Regions from separate parts of the Homo sapiens genome. Here region 2 is linked to region 1. Evidence: chromatin contacts called from ENCODE Hi-C or POLR2A ChIA-PET data. All regions are on one chromosome and are shown on one strand. Each heading gives the region's core, a stretch centred on a gene start or an enhancer-like site at or near the end of the contact. The rest is flanking DNA. Distances are from core to core; before and after follow the strand shown.

The links. Hi-C counts contacts between places; a loop is a spot of excess contacts on that map. ChIA-PET counts read pairs that join two places held with the same protein, here RNA polymerase II (POLR2A). Pooled maps may share reads with other maps.
Region 2: a map of CD8-positive, alpha-beta T cell shows a loop between it and region 1 (2.3-fold over the local background). The contact joins the promoter of PTENP1-AS here to the enhancer-like site in region 1. A Hi-C loop is called at or near these places in 2 of 168 maps with a recorded cell type or tissue (CD8-positive, alpha-beta T cell and esophagus muscularis mucosa), 1 of 37 single-sample maps with no recorded cell type and 11 of 50 pooled maps. POLR2A ChIA-PET finds 5 or more read pairs at or near these places in 6 of 52 experiments (A549, HEK293, HEK293T and 3 more).

The regions. Positions count from the first base shown.
Region 1 is chr9:33,617,531-33,623,125 of GRCh38, forward strand. It overlaps the pseudogene TRBV20OR9-2. Among named protein-coding and RNA genes, the nearest start is that of PTENP1-AS, 57 kb to the right of the region's middle. Within about 2 kb of position 3,346, at least 2 of the 41 ENCODE cell types and tissues checked have a DNase peak (open chromatin) inside an H3K27ac peak, as active enhancers do.
Region 2 is chr9:33,674,217-33,679,811 of GRCh38, forward strand. PTENP1-AS (PTENP1 antisense RNA) reads left to right here and starts at 3,052. Exons shown (of 4, transcript NR_103745.2): 1 at 3,052-3,293; 2 at 3,874-4,071. It also overlaps the pseudogene PTENP1.

The sequences.
Region 1 (5,595 bases), core at 2,096-4,595:
GCTAATTTTTGTGTTTTTAGTAGAGACGGGGTTTCACCATGTTGGCCAGGTTGGTCTTGAATTCCTAACCTTGTGATCTACCCGCCTCGGCCTCCCAAAGTGCTGGAATTACAGGCGTGAGCCACCTCGCCGACCTGTATGGTTCTTTGACAGGCAGAGAGATGGATGTAACACGGGTCATGAGCAAAGATTACCACCAGGGGGCAGACTAGAGCATCCTTGGGATTCTGTGATCAGTCATCCCTCCTCGCTGGTGAATGGAGACAGTGGTCACAACTCTCCCCAGAGAAGGTGGTGTGGGGCCATCACGGAAGATGCTGCTGCTTCTGCTGCTTCTGGGGCCAGGTATGAGCCTCCTTCTACCTGGGAGCTTGGGTGGGCATGTGCGTGTGTTGCCATGGTCAAGCGGTGGCCAGGCAATGTGGATTGTTTATGCTCATCGAAGGGAGAGGGAGCGGCCCTGCTCTCTAGAGGTGTAAAGGGTAAGGTGAGAGCCGCCAGTCAGAGGAGATAGGGGATTATAGCCCTAGGGAGATGACAGGAAGATTGCACAAAACAAACAGGATTCTCCAGGAGCTGGGAGCACGGGGAGGGAGGGAGGCTGAGCTCGGCCTGGCATCCTGTCTGACTCGGCTCCCACTGGGCTCTCCTCTCTCTGGCTTCTGTTTCAGCAGGCTCCGGGCTTAGTGCTGTCGTCTCTCAACATCCGAGCAGGGTTATCTGTAAGAGTGGAACCTCTGTGAACATCGAGTGCCGTTCCCTGGACTTTCAGGCCACAACTATGTTTTGGTATCGTCAGCTCCGGAAACAGAGCCTCATGCTGATGGCAACTTCCAATGAGGGCTCCGAGGTCACATACGAGCAAGGCGTCAAGAAGGACAAGTTTCCCATCAACCATCCAAACCTGACCTTCTCCGCTCTGACAGTGACCAGTGCCCATCCTGAAGACAGCAGCTTCTACATCTGCAGTGCTAGAGACACAGCGCCAGGAGGGGATCAGAGACCGCGGCAAGAACCCCTGCAGCTGCTCCTCCACCCCAGCAGGCCCACTGAGTGCTGAGAAGGGAGGCGTGGAGAATGGAAAACCACAGCTTTCCTGACTGAGACATCTGGGAGTGTGTGTGCAGGGGGTGGGGCAGGGGATGGGTAGGGGGAGAAAAAGAAAAGAAGCACTGTGAGTGTGGAGTATGGAGGAGGTGTAGTGTTTGAGACCCACGAAATGGCAATAGAGTTGGGCCTAAAGAGGTAAGTGAACATGGAAAGTTCCCTGAAAATTATAAAACCTAGAATTTTGCCCTGACTCTGCCACATTAGTCATGTGTTCTTGAATAGATCTACATATAATCCTAGAGGTACATATGAAGACAGTTGTATAACCACTGTGTACTTCCTATAATAAACTTCAGCAATTGGCTCTCTTTCTTGTCATCATGCTGGGCTCTCAAGACAAAGATAACCAAGAGGCAGCCAAGTAGAGAGTTATGCATGAACACATTACCTTAGGGGAGGATGGCAACAGCATTGAATAGCATCCACTCCAAATTTGTGTTCTGTCCTCCTTGGACCAGGACCACGAAAATAAAATCCTATCACATTTCCTGTAAATGTTGAATGCCATCATGTTCTCCACGGTGTTTCAGTTGATGAATGAACAGGGTAAGACTCGGTACAAAGGGAGGGGAGCACCTCTATGCCTAGGTACACACCATACGGAACGTATCCCTAGGGAAGGTGCTGGTGACCTGGCTCCTGGGAAAGGTGTCAAGGGAAAGAGGGGGCAGAGGTACCTAGAAGGAAGACCTCAGACAACATGGCTTGTCTAAAGAGTTGGAAAGTTCTGCCAGTAGCTAGAAGACAGTAAGTGGAACAGTGAAAATCCTTTCCTAGGAGAAACCAAACATTTACATTGACCACAAATCTGTATGAGCCAATAGAAAATGAGCAAAACATATGATCATACATTTAATAGAAGAAACATGTATGACCAATAAACATATAGAGATATTTTACTTCATTGATGATCAGGATCCAATGATACATAGCTTTATATCCACTTGATTAGCAAAATATAAAAAGTCTAGAAATATAAAATGTTAGCGAGGGTATGGATTCATAGGATTACTTATAAATTACTGATGGGAGCATAAGTACTATAAACCACTGGGAAACAGTTCAGCATTATCTCACAGTTGAAGATTCCTATATCCCATGACTCAGCAATTCCACTTCTAGATTTACATCAGGAGAGGCTCTTGCATACATGACTCAGCAATTCCACTCCTAGGTTTACATCAGGAGAAGCTCTTGCATACACATATCAGAAGACATAAATACAAAAGTGTTTTCAACAGCACCAAACAGTAGAAAAACATGGCACCAACCCACATATGCACTGAAAAGAGTGAATGAATAAACTGCGGCATATTCATATGAGTCAAAATGAATGAACTATAGTGAAGAGCAAGGTTATAGGTGAATCTTAGCAATATAATAGCAAATGTAAAAACTAAGCCTAATGAGATGATGCAAAGTATAACGTGCTTTTCATAAAGCTAAAAACAAGTCAAGAAAGTAATTTTCAGGACTAAAATATATTAGATCAAATTATATTGAAAAGAAAGCAAAGACCACTTGTATGCTGCAGCCTACCTTATCAGCTCATGGGAGCTGACTGTATACATCTTTCCCAACTCCAGTTTTAGTGACATCATTTTGTTAGCTTGAAACTGGCCATAGTGAGGGTATTTACACTACAGAAATCAGCAAACACAACAAATTACGCTTTGCTTTATTTTCCTCCAGAGAGTTAGTTGTCAACCCTTTACCAACACACTACTGGCAGGGAATAATAATGACCCAAGTTCAGGATTTTTATAAGGCTGGGGCATGGCAGGAGATAGAATGAGAGAGAACTACACAGCTATACATTTAAATATTCTAAAGGTCTATCTTGCATAATGTTGAGGAGGAGATATTTTACAAGTTCCTATTATGTTTTTAAATAAGTAATTATTCATTGACAAGAAAGTCCTGTGTGTTATTAACCACAGGTTAAGATAAATAAAATTGTATGCATATAGAATCAAAAAGAAGAGAAAATAAAACAAATAAATGAATAGATTAGAGTTCTTACAAGAAAAGGATTAAGAACATTTTATAGTCAAAACCAGGAGTGAAATAGCAGTGGGTCACCTGCTACCATCCTCATATAGACATCGGCTGCTGAACTAATCACAGCGGACAACCTACCACCCAACAGACCTGGACCCTTGTCAACCCCTTTGCAACAGAGAGCAGGGGTTTAGACACTAAGGGTGAACGTGAAAGCATGGAGATGACGCCTGGCCCCTGACCAAGGTGGAACTGCCTGGAATAAGATGGGAGCAAATTCCGCAGTGGACACGCTGCTGCTTTTCATCTCCACTATGACCACGTGCTGCTGGTGGTTAAATACCCCACCTGGGTTCAGTCACCTCAGACTGTGCCATTGTCACTGAACTCAAGGACCCATTTTAATTGTAGCCTTTTACTCTGTTCGTGCTTTCAGCCTGGAGAACAGAGCTAGTAAAATTCTTTTAAAATATTCCACCGCTTCACTAATGGCATGGAAAAGACAAGAGCTTTTAAGGCTCTGGCATGAAATAGGGAGACAGTTGTTACATTCCTATTTCATGCAGTCACTATTTCCCTCTACATTAAGCTGAGGAGTGTAGTGTTTCAGTGACATTTAGCATGGAACAGTGCTGGGTTCAGACCTGCCTTTCCCAAACAAGCTGACTTGTCAGGACACAGCCCACTGCCTACCTACATTACCTTAGGAAAGAAGACAACAGCGTTGAACAGCATTCAGTCCAAATTTGTGTTCTGTCTTCCTTGGACAAGTACCAACAAAATGAAATCCTATCACATTTCCTATAAATTTTGAATGCCATAAACTTTTCATGAGCAATTCTTTTTGGAGTGTTGGACTTTCTGTTCTGATTTTATATTCTACTCTTTGGGCTTTGTTGTACTTGAAATCAAGTTCACCTTTCAGAGGCAGTGATGGGTGAGGTAAGAGATAGACTCTTACATCTTCCTCCCCAACACACACACACACACACACACACACACACACACACACACACACACACACAGAGGCACTGTGTTTCCCAGTAACGGAGAAGCCATGGGGAGAATTTCAGAGGTTTTTTTTGAGATGGAGTCTCGCCGTGTCGCCCAGGCTGGAGTGCAGTGGCACGATCTCAGCTCACTGCAAGCTCTGCCTCCCAGGTTCACACCATTCTCCTGCCTCAGCATCCTGAGTAGCTGGGACTACAGGCGCCCGCAACCACGCCCGGCTAATTTTCTGTATTTTTAGTAGAGACGGGGTTTCACCGTGTTAGCCAGGATGGTCTCGATCTCCTGACCTTGTGATCTGCCCACCTCAGCCTCCCAAAGTGCTGGGATTACAGGCGTGAGCCACTGCACCTGGCCAATTTCAGAAGTTTTGAGGGAGCTAGGGTTTTCTAATTCTTCTATATCCTTGGATATCTCCATTCTTAATGTCAAAAATAATCTCTGGAGCTGGTTCCAGGAGTCTCAACCCATTTGCTACAGTACATGCACCATCTCAGGTGTCCAAAGGTGAATATTTGATTAACTACTTCACAGCTTCATACCCCTGCTGCTGTTTTTCCATTCTGGAATGTGGAAAGCAGTGTGACTCCTATTAACTGACCAGTAGTCAATTTCAACTACCCATAAATATGTGAGTGTCTTGTATCTGTAATCCCCTATCTGGTGCCATTTTTGGAAACCAGTTAAGACTCTTTTATCCTAAAAAAATGAACTATGTTGCATTTCTGGAAAGTAATTATTGATGAAATACTCCCTGGAGAGTCTGAAGCCCCTGATATTGTATATTTAATGGTTATCCTCCTTTTAATAAAAGGTATGGGAAGAAATTTTAAATATTATTCCTAAATACCTTACATCGAGATGAGCTAGAGTTAATTAAGTGGGACGAGGGATAATGAATTCGAGGGCATTTAAGAAAGATTAAAGAACCAATGCAAAATGTTTTAATCAGGAAAGAAATTGGTGTGTTTAATGACAGAAAAGAAGTCAGCAGCATGGCAGGAGCTGGGGGGAGGTCGGTGAGTACAGGGCAAACTTGAAGAAGGCAGGAAGGCATCAGACCACTCAGAACCTTACTGGTCAAGGTAAATTATACAGAATTCAACATAAAGCTTAACAGGAGACACTGAGGTTTTCAACATTTGACTTCTGTAGTAATCAGATTCGTGGCTGTGTATCTGTGTATTTAATCACCCTGGTCACAAAGTGAAGAAATAATGGACTGTGCAGGGAAGACAAAATGTTACCTCTTCCCTCTTAGGGTTTTTCGGCTGGGCCTGAGAATGGAACAGATTAACAGGAGGAAAGCATACACATGTATTTAATATAAGTTTTACATCACATGAAAGGCCCCATAATTAAAGGAAGACCTGAATATGCAGTTAGAATTCAATACTCATATACTCAGTTGGGCAAAGAGTCATACATTGTGGAAAGGTGAAAAAGGGGCTTGGGCTAGGGTTGCTGGTTGAATGG
Region 2 (5,595 bases), core at 1,802-4,301, 56 kb after region 1:
GCATAGTTTAATTTCTGTACTATTTGTTGAAAATAATATTATTTCATCATTAAACTGACTTTACACCATATTCAAAAATGAGTTAACCATAGTGGATGGGTTTATTTCTGATGTTTGTCTTCTATGTTCTTTTTTTTTTTTTTAGCATTACAAAATATTTTATATTTAATGAGAAAAAAGAAGCTTGCAGGCAGCACATGAAGCATTCACAGCAGGTATATGATTGAAAACTAGTAAAATAAGTGTAAGTTGTTGACTGATGTAGGTACTAATAGCATCTGACTTTCAGCACTGGCCTTGATTACACAGGAGATGGAGAAGTCGTTACAATTAAGAAAACATATTTAACAAATCATTGTCAATTTTTATAATGTTTCAAGCCCATTCTTTGTTGATAGCCTCCACATTTATATGGTTAAGTCATTGTTGCTGTGTTTCTTATCTATGACATTATTTTTATATCCCTTCATTTGTGGATCTTAAGATGTTGCAGAAGGTTCATTCCTGTACCCCAATACAGATTCACTTCCTTTAGCTGCCTTTTCTAGCACCAATATGCTTTTAAAAAAATGCGAAAACAACAAGCAGTGACAGCAGCCAATTCCTCGAATGTCCAGATTAATAACTGTAGCATGCTAAAGAAAGGTGTGTGTAAATAGCTGGAGATGGTATATGGTCCAGAGTCCAGCATAAAATTATTTCCTTTCTGAGCATTCCCTCCATTCCCCTAACCCAAATACATGCAAGAATGCAGCAAAACCCTTCAGAAACTTCTCTTAGCTAACTGCAAACTTATCTGTTGCCACAAGTGCAAAGGGGTATGATGTGAACCAGTATATCACAAAGCTCTTTAGCCACTTCAGTTGGTGACAGAACACAAAAGGAAAAAATTCCTACGTATACACACCAGTCTGTCTCCACTTTTTATAAAACTGGAATAAAATGGGAAAGTGCCATCTTTATTAATCCTAATTGAATTTTAAATGTCCTTTTGACACAAAAAGGTATATACATGACACAGCTACACAACCTTTTTTCAACTGGACAACAAGTGTCAAAACCCTGTGGATGTATAGGGTAAAACAAGATTGGTCACGAAAAGAGAATTGTTTCTATAACTGGTAATCTGACACAATGTCCTATTGCCATTAAAAAAAAAGGTCCCTTTTCAGTTTATTCAAGTTTGTTTTCATGGTGTTTTATCCCTCTTGATAAAAAAAAATTCAGACTTTTGTAATTTGTGTATGCTGATCTTCATCAAAAGGTTCATTCTCTGGATCAGAGTCAGTGGTGTCAGAATATCTATAATGATCAGGTTCATTGTCACTAACATCTGGTGTTACAGAAGTTGAACTGCTAGCCTCTGGATTTGACGGCTCCTCTACTGTTTTTGTGAAGTACAGCTTCACCTTAAAATTTGGAGAAAAGTATCGGTTGGCTTTGTCTTTATTTGCTTTGTCAAGATCATTTTTTGTTAAAGTAAGTACTAGATACTCCTTGTCATTATCTGCACGCTCTATACTGCAAATGCTATCAATTTCTTGATCACATAGACTTCCATTTTCTACTTTTTCTGAGGTTTCCTCTGGTCCTGGTATGAAGAATGTATTTACCCAAAAGTGAAACATTTTGTCCTTTTTTAGCATCTTGTTCTGTTTGTGGAAGAACTCTACTTTGATATCACCACACACAGGTAACGGCTGAGGGAACTCAAAATACATGAACTTGTCCTCCCATCGTGTGGGTCCTGAATTGGAGGAATACATCTTCACCTTTAGCTGGCAGACCACAAACTGAGGATTGCAAGTTCCGCCACTGAACATTGGAATAGTTTCAAACATCATCTTGTGAAACAACAGTGCCACTGGTCTATAATCCACATGATTCTTTACCAGGTAGCTATAGTAATACACATAGCGCCTCTGACTGGGAATAGTTACTCCCTTTTTGTCTCTGGTCCTTACTTCCCCATAGAAATCTAGGGCCTCTTGTGCCTTTAAAAATTTGCCCCGATGTAATAAATATGCATAAATCATTATACCAGTTCGTCCCTTTCCAGCTTTACAGTGAATTGCTGCAACATGATTGTCATCTTCACTTAGCCATTGGTCAAGATCTTCACAAAAGGGTTTGATAAGTTCTAGCTGTGGTGGGTTATGGTCTTCAAAAGGATATTGCGCAACTCTGTAATTAGATTTGGCGGTGTCATAATGTCTTTCAGCACAAAGATTGTGTATCTTGTAATGGTTTTTATGCTTTGAATCCAAAAACCTTACTACATCATCAATATTGTTCCTGTATACGCCTTCAAGTCTTTCTGCAGGAAATCCCATAGCAATAATGTTTAGATAAATATAGGTCAAGTCTAAGTCGAATCCATCCTCTTGATATCTCCTTTTGTTTCTGCTAACGATCTCTTTGATGATGGCTGTCCTGTCTGGGAGCCTGTGGCTGAAGAAAAAGGAGGAGAGAGATGGCAGAAGCTGCTGGTGGCGGGGCTCTGCAGGATGGAAATGGCTCTGGACTTGGCGGTAGCTGATGCCCCTCGCTCAGCCGCTGCTTGGCTCTGGACCGCAGCCGGGTAATGGCTGCGGCAGCAGCTGCTGGATGGTGGCAGCTACTGGGCCTGCTTCTCCTCAGCAGCCAGAGGCCTGGCAGCGGCGGCAGCGGAATGGGGAGAAGACGAATAATCCTCCGAACGGCTGCCTCCTCCAGCGGCCTCCGGAGCCCGGGCCACGGGGGGTGCGGCGGCGGCGGACGAGAGGTTTAAAACCGGCCCGGGTCCCTCCATGTGCCGCCGCCGCCGCCGCCGCCGCCGCCGTGTTGGAGGCAGTAGAAGGGGAGAGACCAACTCTCCGGCGTTCCCAGCCCTGGAAATGGTGACAGGCGACTCAGACCCCCTCCCTGGAGCTGCAGCCGCCGGGGCCACCGGGGGCGCCGCCGCCGCCGCTTCTCCCCCCGCTCCAGGAGGGGGAGGTGCCGCCGCCGCCGCGCCTCAGCCGGCTCCCGCCCAAGCCCACGGCTTCCACCTTCCCTTTCAGGAGAAGCCGAGGAAGAGGCTGCACAGTTAGAAAAGACGAAGAAGAAGCGAGAAACGCCGCCGCTGCCGGCGCCGCCCCCGCGGATGCTCACGGGTTGCTGAGAGGGGCTTCAGGCCGGGCCGGGCCGGGCCGCCGCCGCCGCCGCCGTCTCTGTCTCTCATCTCCCTCGCCTGAGCCCGGCCTCGCCTCACAGCGGCTCAACATTCAAACTTCCATCACGGCTGCAGCTTCTGAGAGGAGAGCATCTTCTAGGTTCGTAATCTATGTTGATCTTATGTTAATACCACACTCTGTTGATTATTGCAGCTTTATCGTATGTTTTAAAATTGGCTAGTGTAAGTCTTTTAATTGTGTTTTTCTTTTTCAAAATTGCCTTGACTATTCAAGTCCTAGGTATCACCATATAGGTTTAGGATCAGCTAGTCAATCTCTACAAAAGGTACTACTAGAATTTTGACAAGGATTGCCGTGTACTTATTGATAAATTTGGAGATAATTTCTATCTTAACAATACTGAGTCCTCCATGATCATGGAATGTTTTTTCCATTCTTTTTCATCTTTTAAAACTTATCTCAGCATTTTATATTTTTTCTATGTATAGGTCTTATATTTCTGTTGTTTAATATATTGCAAAGTGCTATTTTCTATACTGCAACTATAAAAATATTTTTCTTAATTTCACTTTTGGATTATTACTAGTATTAGAACACATATGATTTTTGTTATACATACTGTATCCTGACATCTTGCTAAATGGATTTGTTAGTTATAGAAGTTTCTTCGTAGATTTCACAGGAGTTTTGTTTTTGTTTTTGTTTTTCTTACATACAGGATCATGTAGTCGGAGATTAAAAAGAGTTCTACTTTTTCCTTTCCAACCTGGAAGCCTTTTATTGCAATTTCTTATCTGACTGTACTGTCTGATATCTCCAGTGCAAGGTTGAATAAAAGTAGTGAAAACAGACATTGTTACTTTGCTACCAAAATTATAGGCAAAGCATTCAGTCTTTTGAAGCTTTCATGTTTAAGGTGAGTGTTTTTTCATGCCGTTAATCAGGATGAGAAAGTTCAGTCTGTTCATAATTTGTTGAGATTTTATTATGATTGGGTACAGGTTATTTTGTCAAATTTATTTTATTGCATACACTGAGATAATATGATATGTTTTTTATTCTATTAATATGGTATATTACGTTAGTTGATTTTGGATGTCAAGCCAATCTTCCACTGGCAGGATAAATCCCACTTGGTCATAGTATATAATCGTTTTATATATTGCTAAATGAGGTTTGCTAATATTTTATGGAGACCATAGACATACTAGTTTGTAGTTTTCTTGTGATTTCTTTTATTAGTATCAAAGTAATTCTGACCTGTTAGGCTGAATTAGGAAATTGTGGACTGAACTGGGATGAATTTAGGAATAATCTTATTCTTTATTTTGTGAAAGTTTTTTTTTTTGTAGGAGTGGTATTATTATTTAAATATCTGATGGGATTTACCAGTAAAGTCAGCTAGTCCTGAGCTTTTCTCTATGACATGGAGTGATAAACTATTGCTCACATGTTAAAGTCAAGCCATGGCCTATATTTGTATGACTCATAAATAAACTAAGAATAAATTTTATACTTTTAAAGTGTTAGAAGACGGAAGAGGAGGAATAGGAGAAAAAGAACTGACAGAGGTTGCATATGGCCCAAAATATTTACTACCTAGCTCCTTACAGAAAAATTTTGCTGACCTCTTCTCTGTATGGTGTTATTTACTAAAATACTTCTTTACTTGTAATATGTCTATCCAGACATGTGGCTTTTTTTCTCAGTTACTCTTATGTCTTTCTAGGAATATGTCTGCTTCATCCAAGTTGTCAAATTCATTGACATAGTGTTGTTCATAACATTTCCATATGTTTCTATAGGGTTACTAATTGTATTCTTCATTTTCACTCCTGACTTTGCAATTTCTATTTTCTTGCTTTTTATCTTGTTCAGTCTGACTAAAGTGTTATCAATTTTATAGCGTTTCAAGTAACCAGGTTGTAGTTCCATTGATTTTCTCTATTGTTTTTCTATTCTCTATTGAATTGATTTTTAATTTGATCTTTATTATTTCTTCCTTATGTTTACTTTTGGTTGACTTTTATTTTTCCAGTGTCTTCAGGTAGAAGTTTAGATTATGATGGAAACTTTTGTGGTTGTTTTCCTAATGTAGTTATTTAAAGCTATACATTTCCCTTTAATTATGGCTGCGTTCCATGTACATCGATATATTTTTGGTTTTTTAGTTAAAAGCATAATTACTCTAGAAATTCCTTCTGAAGCCCACAAGTTATTTAGGAGTGTGATGTGTTTAATTTTCAAATATTTGTGATTTTTCCAGCTTCTTTCTGTTGTTTATTTCTAATTAAATCCCTCTGTGATGAGAGAATATACTTTGAATTATTTTAATCCTCTTATCTGTACGTTATTATATAATATATAATCTATATGGGGAAATACTCTATGAGCACTTGAAAAACCGTACATTCTGCTGTTGCTGAATACAGTGTTGTAA